Regions from separate parts of the Homo sapiens genome. Here region 1 is linked to region 2. The links are chromatin contacts, found by Hi-C or POLR2A ChIA-PET in ENCODE. All regions are on one chromosome and are shown on one strand. Each heading gives the region's core, a stretch centred on a gene start or an enhancer-like site at or near the end of the contact. The rest is flanking DNA. Distances are from core to core; before and after follow the strand shown. Region 1 has its middle 73 kb from the start of LINC02543. Region 2 has its middle 110 kb from the start of LINC02543.

Evidence for each region. Hi-C counts contacts between places; a loop is a spot of excess contacts on that map. ChIA-PET counts read pairs that join two places held with the same protein, here RNA polymerase II (POLR2A). Pooled maps may share reads with other maps.
Region 1: a loop to region 2 is called in a map of endothelial cell of umbilical vein, with 7 times the contacts of the local background. The contact joins two enhancer-like sites. A Hi-C loop is called at or near these places in 3 of 168 maps with a recorded cell type or tissue (B cell, CD8-positive, alpha-beta T cell and endothelial cell of umbilical vein) and 14 of 50 pooled maps. POLR2A ChIA-PET finds 5 or more read pairs at or near these places in 2 of 52 experiments (H1 and activated naive CD4-positive, alpha-beta T cell).

What each region holds. Positions count from the first base shown.
Region 1 is chr6:15,919,364-15,925,376 of GRCh38, forward strand. No RefSeq gene overlaps it. Among named protein-coding and RNA genes, the nearest start is that of LINC02543, 73 kb to the right of the region's middle. Within about 2 kb of position 3,213, at least 3 of the 41 ENCODE cell types and tissues checked have a DNase peak (open chromatin) inside an H3K27ac peak, as active enhancers do.
Region 2 is chr6:15,878,742-15,884,969 of GRCh38, forward strand. No RefSeq gene overlaps it. Among named protein-coding and RNA genes, the nearest start is that of LINC02543, 110 kb to the right of the region's middle. RefSeq lists an enhancer at 1,517-1,566. Within about 2 kb of position 1,395, at least 7 of the 41 ENCODE cell types and tissues checked have a DNase peak (open chromatin) inside an H3K27ac peak, as active enhancers do.

The sequences.
Region 1 (6,013 bases), core at 1,963-4,462, 42 kb after region 2:
GCGAGGAGACTGACCATCAAGACTGTTCATTTCTTTATTCCACCACAAATATTTATGAAGCTGCTGTGCACCAGGCACTAGGGAATGTGTATATATATATTTACACTATATATATATATTTTTTTTTATTTTTTGTTTTGTTTTGTTTTCAGACCGAGTCTCGCTCTGTTTCCCAGGCTGGAATACAGTGGTGTGATCTCAGTTCACCGTAACCTCTGCCTTCCAGGTTCAGTGATTCTTGTGCTCATGTCTCAGCCTCCTGAATTGCTGGGATTACAGGCACATGCCACCACACCGGCTAATTTTTATATTTTTAGTAGAGATGGTGTTTCACCATGTTGATCAGGCTCGTCTCAAACTTCTGACCTCAAGTGATCCACCCACCTCACCCTCCGAAAGTGTTTAGATTACGGGCTTGAGCCACCGCGCCCGGCCAACACTAGGGTATATTAATAAGCAAAATAGACAATAATCCTTGCCTTCTGGAGCTTACATTATAGTGGGAGGAGCTAGACAGAAATCTTAGCAAATTAGTATGTCAGAAGACAATAAATGCTATGGAAAAAAATAGAGTAGGATAAGGAGAGACAGCGATTTCTTGGGGGTTGAGGGGTACAATTTAAGTGGGTGGGCAGAGAAGCCTCACTGAGGAGACATAAAGACCCTGGGGGAGTGAGGGGCATCCGACTGTCTGGGTCATAATGGTCCTTTGGTTCAGGAACAGCTATGTAATTCAAGCCAGGCCAACCAACGCCTCTCCCTGGGATTTTTCAACCAAAGCGGACTAGAACCCACCATTTTTTCTCTCCCTTCAGGGAGCTGCAGGGAGGAAGCCGGGGGCTGCTAACAGCCATGCCTCTCCTTCAGGAGAAAATGATGATGGAGGAGAGAAAGAACAGGAGACAGGACATGGACATGGAGGTCCTGGGGGCCTGGAGAGCCGGGTTCATGGGGGCCCGGAGCCCACTCTGCCCCTGTCTCTTCAGCAGTTTGATTATGTGAGCCATTTTCCTTTTTTTGTGTCAGCTAACTCCAGTTGGGTGTCTGTGACTTACAGGCAAAGGGGGAGACCACACAGAAGGGAAAGGGAATTTCCAGCCATTCTGGAGCAGCGTATTTGCTGGAGAAAAGTCACCTGAGGCATCCATTCTCCACAGGCTGGTGCCCCACACAGGGAAAGCTGGGCCCATAGGCCCTGCCCAGAGTCATGCTTCCCAGATGTTTGAATATTTAGGGCTTATACATTTTCAGAAGGAAAAACAAAAAGTAAGTTGGGCTGGCCACTTTTTAATTTCATCCAATGAGGATAAGAGAAAATAAATAATCGGTGATCAACTACTTTCACCACCATTTCACAGGAGATGTGCCATGCTCGAACTCCGAAGGTGGAGGGCATGGTTCAGAATAAAGGATAGCGTTGTGAATGGAATAAAATAATGTGATGAAAGCCCCACTTTATTTTCTTGTCTCCCAAAGGACTGGGGAAAGCGCCTCTGAGAGCAGCCCCCATGAACCACTGCAGTGGGCTCAGAACCATTGCCCTGAAGTGCGTGGTGGGACTCAGAACTTTCAGGAAGACACAGGGCCAAAAGGGCCAGACTCCTCTTTCCAAATCCTGATTAGGTGAAGTTGTTTTATTAGACATTAGATCCCCCAAGCAAAAGGATTTTGTAACTAGCAGAGAATTGCCTTGCCTTGGGGAAAATAGACTATTGCTACACCTTCCATGACTGGAAAGAGAGGAACCCAGTGTCTGCTGACCTGGAATATTTGTTCCCCAAGAATTAGCCTTTGAAGAGCTTGCTCCTCTGCCTGTTTGAGGAAGGCAGTACAATCCTCATGAGCTCTATCCAACCTTTCCTGCCAGTCCCCAGGCCTCAGATGCTCCCTAATAGCCATGCTGTGTTACCGCCTTAGAATTTCCCTTTTCTCTAGGACTGTTGTTTTTCTAAGCATTGCCTTGTACTAGTCCAGATGTTGGTGAAGTTTTTCTGTAAAGGACTGGATAGTAAATGTTTTAGGCTTTGTGGGTCACATGGTCTCTATTGCAACAACTCAGCTCTGCTGCTATTATGCAAAAGCAGCCACAGACAATATGTAAACAAATGGGTGAGGCAGTGTTTCAATAAAACTTTATTTACAAAAACAGATGGAGGGCTAGATTTGACCCACAGGCCACAGTTTGCTGACTCTTACACTTAGCCCGTATTTCAAAATGTGAAGTTTAACCCTCCCTTTCTGTTAAAGACACTGATGATGTTTGTTACCTTTACCCAGGGGTGGAAGGAGGAGGGACTGAGTTGTTCTTTTACTGATACCCTAGGGTCTGTGACTTTCCCTGTATCTTTCTTATTACTAAGACCTTGTGCCACATTTATTCTCTTTTTAAACAGAACCCCAATTTTTTTGTTATGGTGGGTTTATCTTATGAATTTTAAATAATTTCTCAAACCAGGAAATAAATTCAATGTTTTTGTTATGAGTTAAATTTATCCACCCCACCCCACATCAAACTCGTATATTGGATTTTCAACCAAAGCTGACTAACCCCCAATACTGCAGACTGTGATCTTATTTGGAAAAAGGGTTGTTGCAGATGTAATTGGTTAAGTTAAGATGAGGTCCTACTGGAGGAGTAGGGTGGGCCCTAAATAGAAAAGGGAAATTTGAACACAAACACATAGAAATGGGAGCACCACGTGAAGATTGGAGTAATGCTGACACACGCAGAGGAAATGCTCAAAGCTGGGAGAGGTCTAGAACAAACTCAGTCCTGTTCTGGCACCTTCAGAGGGGACAAAGTCCTGACGACACCTAGAGCTCAGACTTCCAGCCTCCAGAACTGTGAGAGAATAAATTTCTGATTTAAGCCACTCAGTATGCGATACGTGGCTATGGAAGCCCTAGCAAACACATATAGTTCTGTTATGAAATGGGCTGACCCAAGGTAGACTAATGATGAATCTTGACTTTCTCAATGGGTACATGTCAGTATCACCAAGATGGAAGGTTGGGCATTTGTGACCTGGGGTTGTAGATTGAAAAAGAGTTGTTGACATATTCCTGGGTTGTTCCAGCTTTAAAGGAGATGCCATTTGGGCCTTCTTGAGAAGAAAGGTTTCATTCTTGAACTCAAGCTCAGAGGCCAGACCACTTGGAAGGGCCTGCCAGCCACAGATATAAAGCTGTACCAGGTCTCCCTGGGAGAATGCAGGGCTGCAGGCCAGCGGGGGCCCCTTCCTTGTGTGTTCTGGTCATCTGGCTTCCATCAGTTCCTCTGCCCTGCTGGCTCAGGCTTTCTTCTTTAATCCTTAAGGTATTTTTTGCATCATTTAAGTGTTTCTGCTTCCTGCTGATACCAAGATACACAGAAGTTGCCCGGAATGTGGTGGAGTGAACTTAAATGTGAGTCACACAATCAAATCTTTTTTTAAAATTGAACAGATTTTTGTCTCTATCCGCTGTATGCATGTGTTCCTCACACCAGCTTTCTGCCCATACCATGGGAAGGAGAGACTCAGAGGGTCCTTCTCTGAAAACATGTACCAGGGACACACCTTTCAGGAATAAAATTCTTCCCTTTCTTTACGCCTCACTGGGCAATGTCCTGGAAACCAACAGAATTCCAAACACCGCTGTCTATTCCAAGATAAGAACACAAATGGCCCTCTGGATAGATAAGCCTGTGGAACTGATGCTTCATTGTCATTCTTCCACTGTACAAATGTCGACTGAACTTCCAACACAGACCCAACTGTTGGCACCACTATTCTGTAAGCATTCCAAAGGGTATGAGAAAAGGGTGTGTTTGCCAACATTTTCATCCCCAGTTGTAAAAGAGGCCCATAGTCCCACAGACGCTCAGCATTGATTCTTTTAGACATCACCTCGACTTAGCACAGTCCACTAGGATCTTCATAAAGGCATGTTTTGCTACAAGTTTAGCATCGTGGTTGCTATCTTATTTTGCTTTGTTAATTTTCCCATCTCCCCTTCTTCGCTTCACCAAGCTCCCTGACTCTGACACCCAACCATCTCAAGGCTTGCATGGAAGTGTGTACAGTTGCCCATTAGTGCTCTCTTGCCAATATGCTTTCTGTACCCCTGGGTCCTGCCCTGGCCATCTTCCCTTCACTAGCAACCTGCCTGAAGTTCACTGCACTTGAGCATCATTAATGGTACTTTATAATATGTTCTTATTCCTCCTTCTTCTCACCTTCCAAATGTCCCAATCCCATGACCCATTTCTGTAGACATCTGCTCCTTGGCAGCTGGGAGAAAGGAGGAGGCACCATAACAGGCAGGATGGGAATGGTTGCCACTGGCTTGGCAATTGAACAAAGATGGCAGCTGGGCTCTCTGTTTGTGTGACTTCACTTGTTCTGTGAACTGAAAGGTCTGGCAGGGTTTGTGTTGCCCACCAAGAGAGTACGAATCACTCCATCCTTTTGTGTTTTATACAGGCTTTCATCAGTGTATACATCACAATTAGACTAAACCAATTACTTATTGTCATGCCTGTCTTCCCTGTTAGGAAATGGCAATGACTTTCATTTTTCCATCAACCTAAAGGCCTTTAAAGGTCTTTGTGCCTGCTAGGTGAAAACTGGAGCAATAGAATGTTAAAGCTTTGAGAACCTCTGATACAACCTTCTCCTGTCATACAAGGAAACTGAGGCTCAGAAAGTTGGCTTGCTCAGCAGAGATGAGGGAATGTCTGCTGGCTTTGAAATCATATTTATCTGTGTTCAAAGCCTTCCTCTTCCGACAGCTGGATGACCTTGTTCAAGACATATCTTTCTTTTTTTTTTTTTTTTTTTTTTTTTTTTTGAGACGGAGTCTTGCTCTGTCACCCAAGCTGGAGCACAGTGGTGCCATCTCAGCTCATTCCAGCCTCCGCCTCCCAGGTTCAAGCGATTCTCCTGCCTCAGCCTCCCGAGTAGCTGGGATTATGGGCGTGCGCCACCATGCCCAGCTAATTTTTTTATTTTTAGTAGATACAGGGTTTCACCATGTTGACCAGGCTGGTCTTAAACTTCTGACCTCAGGTGATCTGCCCGCCTAGGCCTCCCAAAGTGCTAGGATTACAGGCGTGAGCCACTGCGCCCGGCCAAGATATATCTGTCAACCTCTGTTTTCTCATCTGTAGAAAGAGAATACTGCAGTGATAGCCACTTTGAAAGGTTGTTATAAGGAATAAACAAAATAATACCTGTTAAGTGACTAGCACAACTGTTGACACCTTAACGAATGGTAGTTCATTCACTTCCCACCAATCCTCTCCCATCCTGGGTCTATGACTCCCCCATGAATAGTGAAGAGTTCTGTGCTCTTCTCTCTATTTCATGTGGACTTCCTAATATTTAATTGCTTAAGCTAGTGGTGAGAGGTTTTGCTTTGCAGTCAGTATTTTCCAGATGGCACAGGGATTACCAGAAGGGCTACCTCCCAGTGGGCAATGGTAGTTTCCCATGTGCTCTGCACCTAGAATGAAATAACAGGATTTAGGCTGTCATAGAAAACTCAGAATCAAGTACTCCTTGCTGAGTGGCCTTTGAAAATTTTTGTCCATTTGGACATATGGATGGGAAGCAGTACAGGGCAGTGGTTCAGAACATGGACTTCAAGTCAGACAAATATGACCTCAAACCCCATCTCTGCTTTTCATTATGTGGAGTTGGACATGTTACTTAACCTCACTGTGCCTCAATTTATTTATCTGTAAAATGGGAATAACAATAATATCTTCCTTAGAGGTTGTTGTAAAAATTAAATGCAGTAGTATACACAAAGGACCTGGCATTTGGTGGGCACTCTCATGGTGGCTATCATTGGTATTACTATCATCTCCTCTGTTAGAAAGTGGCTCAGGAATCAGTGGCTTGTACTCTAAAACTCAGTGGGAAAAAGTCCCTTTAGGAAAGCTTATCCACTGCTGGTGGGAATGTAAATTAGTTTAGCCATTGTGGAAAGAAGTTTGGTGATTTCTCAAGGAACTTAAAACAGAACTATC
Region 2 (6,228 bases), core at 145-2,644:
GGAATATTTACCCATAAAGTGTAGTTATAAAATTCCTTTAAATTTTCTATTTTCTTCTCCAATATACTTGGAAGCTCAATATATTAATATTCTAGATGTGCTGAATACCCCCCTCTTCTGTCTCTGAGAACACTTACAGTCCTCGCCATTCATCTGGCCCTCCACAGAGTCTGCCTTAATACTGAGGCTGGCTTTTCCACAAGTGCTTTCTCCTTCCTTAGTAGTTACTCACAGACCACAGTTCTTGGTGGTCACCTGTAGACCTGGTTCTGAAGAAGCAGCATAATTGTTACCTGTTTTTCTTCCCAATAGACTCTGAGCCTCCTTGACGGGAAAGATTTTCCTTCTGGACCTCCATCTCCCTGGTGAAAGAAAGGTGGCACATGGCAAATCTTCAACAAACGTTGGCTGTTTGAATGGATTGGTGAAGGATGAATGGATAAATGAAGTGCAGATCCCTTGCAATTGGAGTCTGTGTTAGGGTCTGTGTTATACCTCCTGTATCCTTGGTACCTGGCACTGTTCCTTGAACAGAGTTTTTAAACCCGTGGATGCTCTTTCAGCATGGAAGTCACTGGAATCAGTATTTAGGGGAAGAGTTATGAGTTGTTCTTTATTTCTCTATTAGTTATAACCAGCTTACTTCCACAAAGAGCTTAAAGAAAAAGAACATTAAGACTAGGACTTTTTCTCAAACATCTTACAGATTACAGGATTGTTCTTTTGAACTCTGAAAAATAAGCTGGTTTTGCTGTCAACTTTATGATTGGGTCAGAAGTCATCAGTGCTTTAACAACAGAATCTTGGGTGTGGTGTTTCCATGATTTCACCCAGGCATGTTCCCAGCATGAACATAAGGGAGGGAACACATGATTAAATAACGGTTTTTAACATCTTGTCACAACTACATGTTTAGCCGGACTCTCAATAAAAAATGAATGTGTCCTCAGAGTCACTTGTCTGTTTTAGACACATTTCTAGCAGCACTTTGAACTTTCTTTAAAACATCACACGCCCCTTGAAAGCAGAGTCTGTGCTCTCAGGCTATGTGTGCAGTGAGTGTCTATAAATCCGCAATCACTTTCAAATCTATGGGATTATAAGGCCAGGTCATCCCATGCCCTCAAAGCTGAATTCCAACTTAAATCAAAACCGTTTTCTGACTTAAATCACAAGTGCCCTGACTGGTATGCTCACAACTTTCTTTCCTAATGACTAAAATGGTCTGTGTGTGTGTGTGTGTGTGTGTGTTTTTCTCAGTTTGGCTCTCCCCCTTTCCCCCCTCGTCCCATCTTTCTCCTTATCTCAACAAAACCATCAATTTGCCAAGTAACCACTGTGGAAATTTCATTAGAGCTGCTGTATTTTACTGTAAATATCACCCACCCAGGGCATCCGGTTGAGCGGCACCAGATGTGCTTTCCTGGCCGATCGCCAGCCTCTGCTGAGCCATCGCCCTAGAAGGACATTTTCACCTCTGTGAGTTCGTCACATCAAGAGTAGCTCTTTCCAGAGACTTCTGTTAATAACAGAGAAAGTCTGTCTTGCTTTGTGCTTTAAATTGTGTGCCCCATGTGCTGGAGCTGCATCTGCACAACAGTCTAAAGGCGAACAATTGGGCTCTGTGGTGTTTTGTGGTGTATAAAGTGAGATTCTCATTCTGTCCTAATGAGATGAGTCCAGGCGACTCTGCACACCACTGTAGGGTGGATTGAAGAGATTTGGCAGCCTCTCCATTCCCTCTTCTGGTTTTGGTTTTCCCACCTCTTTACCCACCCAGGTTTCTCCCAACCTGCTCTTGGTACAAGCTGAAGCTCCAACCCTCAGTATCTTAGCATGTGACCTTATTTAGAGATAGGGTCTTTACAGGGGTAATCAAGTTAATATGAGGACATGTGGGTGAGCCCTAATCCCATATGACTGGTGTTCTTTTCTTTTTTTTAACTTTTATGTTCAGGGGTACACATACAGGTTTGTTTTATGGGTAAACTCATGTCGTGGGGGTTTGGTATATATTATTGCATCACCCAGGTACTAAGCATAGTACCTGTTTTTTTTTTTCTGAACCTCTCCCTCCTGCTACCCTCCTCCCTCAAGGGGGCCTCAGTGTCTGTTGTTCCCCTCTTTGTATCTCTGTGTCCTCATTATTTAGCTCACACTTATAAGTGAGAACATGAAGTATTTGGTTTTCTGTTCCTGCGTTAGTTCCCTTAGGATAAGGCCTCCAGCTCTATCCATGTTCCTGCAAAGGACATAATATTATTCTCTTCTTATGGCTGCATAGTATTCCATGGTGTATATGTGCCACATTTTATTTATTCAGTCCACCGTTGATGGGCATTTAGGTTGATTCCGTATCTTTGCTATTGTGAATAGTGCTGCAATGAACACATGCGTGCATGTGTCTTTATGGTAGAATGATTTATATTCCCTCGGGTATAGATCCAATAATGGGATGGCTGGGTCAAATGGTAGTTCTGTTTTTAGTTCTTTGAGGAACCACCACACTGCTTTCCACAATGGTTGAACTAATTTAGACTGGTTTAAGAAGAGGAGCAGAGACGCAGAGGCAGATGTGCAGAGGAAAGAGGATGTGATGACACACAGGAAGAAGACGGCCATGTGGCTGGGGTGATGCCTCTACAAGCCCAGGAACACCAGGGATAGCCAGCAAACATGAGGAACTGGAAGAGGCATGGAAGGCTCCATTCCTAGAGCCATCAGAGAGAGGATGGCTCTGCTGACACCTTGATTTCAGACTCCCAGCCTCCAGGACTGTGAGAGAATACATTTCTGATGTTTTAAGTTGCCCAGTTAGTTCTTGGTGTCTTGCAGCAGCAGCCCCCAAAAAGGAGTACCCCTCTCTTTCTCCCACTCTGCTCACAGCAGCTGTCTTCCAACTCAGGGTCGTTCCACAGTCATGCTCCGCTCTAGCTGCATTCCAAGTGGCAAGTTTTTCTCTCTTTGCCCTCCAGCCCTCACAACGTATCAGTCTTTGTCCACTTCTCCAATGCCTCAGTGTCTTTAGAGTTATTAATAGTGAAGGGACTACCTAAGAACAGTGGCATCTTAGGGCACGGCTGCTGGGCTGACAGGTCAATGGTCTGGGTCCAGGTTGTACATAACATCTACCAGAGGTTTCCCAGGAAAAATGGCTTCCACTGTTTCTCAAACTGGAATCTGAGGTCTCTCTAAGAGTTGTTTTTCTTGAGACAGGGTCTTGCTCTGTTGCCCACACTGGAGTGCAGTGGCACAATCACAGCTCACTGCAGCCTCGACATCCCGGGCTCAAGCAATCCTCCTACCTCAGCCTCCTGAGTAGCTGGGACGACAGGTGCATGCTACCACGCCCAGCTAAGTTTCTAATTTTTGGCAGAAATGGGGTTTCACTATATGGCCCAGGCTAGTCTTGAATTCCTGGACTCAAGTGATCCTCCCACCTCAGCCTCCCAAAATGCTGGGATAACAGGCATGAGCCATTGTGCTCAGCCACTCTGAGAGTTTTTTATCTTGTGTTTTCATTTACAAGACCTTCTAAAAAGTTATTAGTCTTCCAATTATAAAATCAAAACTTCTGTTTTGCAGTGATTATTACAAGCAAATATAATTTTTAAATCCATTTTCCTCGAACACTTTTTTCCCCCCTTAAAAGGGGGCTATTTATTTCTCAAAATTAAGAAACCATGATGCAAATGAAAGGAATGGTCGGACAGAAACCTGGGCTGAGAGGCCTTTGGTCTTACCGCTGGCTTATTCTAATTTTGAGCTGGATCTCATTCAATGCCAAGCCAAATTTGCCAGCTCATCATTAGCCATTACATGTACAGATATATTTGCATGAGGATTTTAGAAAATAAAAACAATTGCTCACCTGTCTTTCTATCAACTGAAACAGCCTTTCCAAATAACACTCTCTTTTCCCCTACCGCACCTCATGGAGCAAACATGCTGTGAGCAACTTTTAAAATAAATTATTCAGAATCTTGGAGGTTGGAAGATGGGGCAGAAGTCCCCTGGAGTATTTTGAAGTAAACACCAAATTATAAATGAAGAGCTCTTTATACACAGGTTATAGGGGCAGGAACAAGGACGGAGTGGATGGGCTGGATTCCAGCCCCTGGCTAACCTTCAGGAAAACAACTGAGTCTCAGTTCACCGGCTGGGAATCCTGAGGGGTAGTGCCCCTGTCTCTGAGGGTCTAGTGGAAAGGTTCCCTGATGAACCTCTGTGTGGATGCATGTGTGGGGGAAGAGTTCTCTTCTCCAGGCCTGGTTTCCACCGTCTGGGCATCATCTACCCCTAACGGAGGTGTGCTGTCTCTGCTCAGGCTGCAGAGAGGACGGGTGGGCCTGAGCGGAAGCAGAGAGTGGGAAGAGATGGCCTTGGGCATGCAGGAAGCCCTCTCTGGGCTGCCTTCCAAGGGCCTGATTTCCAGCTCTGCCGTGGCCCATCCAGGACAGAGGGCTTCAGCAGCTGTTTGGAACAAGGCTTAGTCTAGGAGACAATCTGACAAGGTATAAGAGACGGACCCAACATGTCTTTGGGATGAGTTGATAAACAGCACAAGGTTTATAATTAGATCCCTGATTATCCTAAATTTCTAAAACAGAAGATTTTTGCTTTCCCTTCCTCTCCCATGGTAGAAAACTGGAAGGCATGCAGACCACCCTGGAAGAGCCCTCTTCCCAGAACTCTGGGGGTATAAAGGCTTGCCTAGGTAGGCCAGGACTGAAGAATGACAGGTCATGTCATCTTTTGCCAGATACTGGAAAATTCATTCTAAACACACATACAAAAAATCCCCATTGCATTTAATTAAAATATAATATGGCCAGGTGCGGTGGCTCACGCCTGTAATCCTAGCACTTTGGGTGGCCGAGGTGGGCAGATCACCTGAGGTCGTGAGTTCGAGACGAGCCTGACCAACATGGAGAAACCCCATCTCTACTAAAAATACAAAATTAGCCGGGTGTAGTGGCACATGCCTGTAATCCCAGCTACTCAGGAGGCTGAGGCAGGAGAATCGCTTGAACTCGGGAGGCAGAGGTTGCTGTGAGCTGAGATTGCGTCATTGCACTCCAGCCTGGGCAACAAGAGCAAAACTCTGTCTCAAAAAAATATATATATGTGTGTGTATATATATACGTATATATATATGTGTGTGTGTGTGTGTGTGTATATACGTATATATACACATATGTGTATATATTATATATAAAATATATATAATATATATAATGCATACTCTCTGGGCATGGTGACTCATGCCTGTAATCCCAGCACTTTGAGAGGCCAAGGAGGGAGGATTGCCTGAGCCCAGGAATTTGAAACCAGCCTGGGCAACATAGCAAGACCCTGGCTCCACAAAAAATTTTAAAAAATAAGCCTAGTGTGCTGGCACATGCCTGTGAGTCCCAGCTACCTGTGAGGTTGAGGTGGGAGGATCATTTAAGCCCAGGAGGTCAAGGCTGCAGTGAGCCATGATCACGCCACTGTACTCTAGCCTTGGTGACGGATAGAGACCCTGTCTCAGAAAAAGAAAAAAAAGTGCGTAAAAATGATGAAAATATCACATCATAGAAAACTATATTCAGTGAAAACAGCCAGGCACAGTGGCTCAAACCTGTAATCTCAGTGCTTTAGGAGGCCGAGATGGGCAGATCACTTCAGGCCAGGAGTTTGAGACCAGATTGGCCAACATGGTGAAACCCCATATCTACTAAAAAAAGAAAAAATACAGAAAAGATTAGCCAGGCATGGTGGTGTGTGCCTGTGATCCCAGCTACTCAGGAGGCTGAGGCAGAATAGCTTGAAACTGGGTGGTGGCAGCTGCAGTGAGCTGAGATCACATCACTGCACTCCAGCCTGGGTGACAGAGTGAGACCCTGTCTCAAGAAAAAAAAAAAAAAGAGAGAAAAAAGAAAACTATATTCAGTGAAAAGTAAGCTTTCATTTCTTCCAGATCAGGTGCTCTCTTTTCAGAGGAAACCAAGAATACATTCTTCTACATATTTTTCTGTGCATCAACAAAGATATACGTGTATCAGTAAACATATCTGTTGATATTTATATGACAGAATACTATACCCAATATTTGTGATCTCGCTTTAATCACTTAACACATCTCAATGCTCTTTTTTTTTTTTGAGATGGAGTTTTGCTCATGTCACCCAGGCTGGAGCGTGTGGTGGTGCGATCTCAGTTCACTGCAGCCTCCGCCTCCCAAGT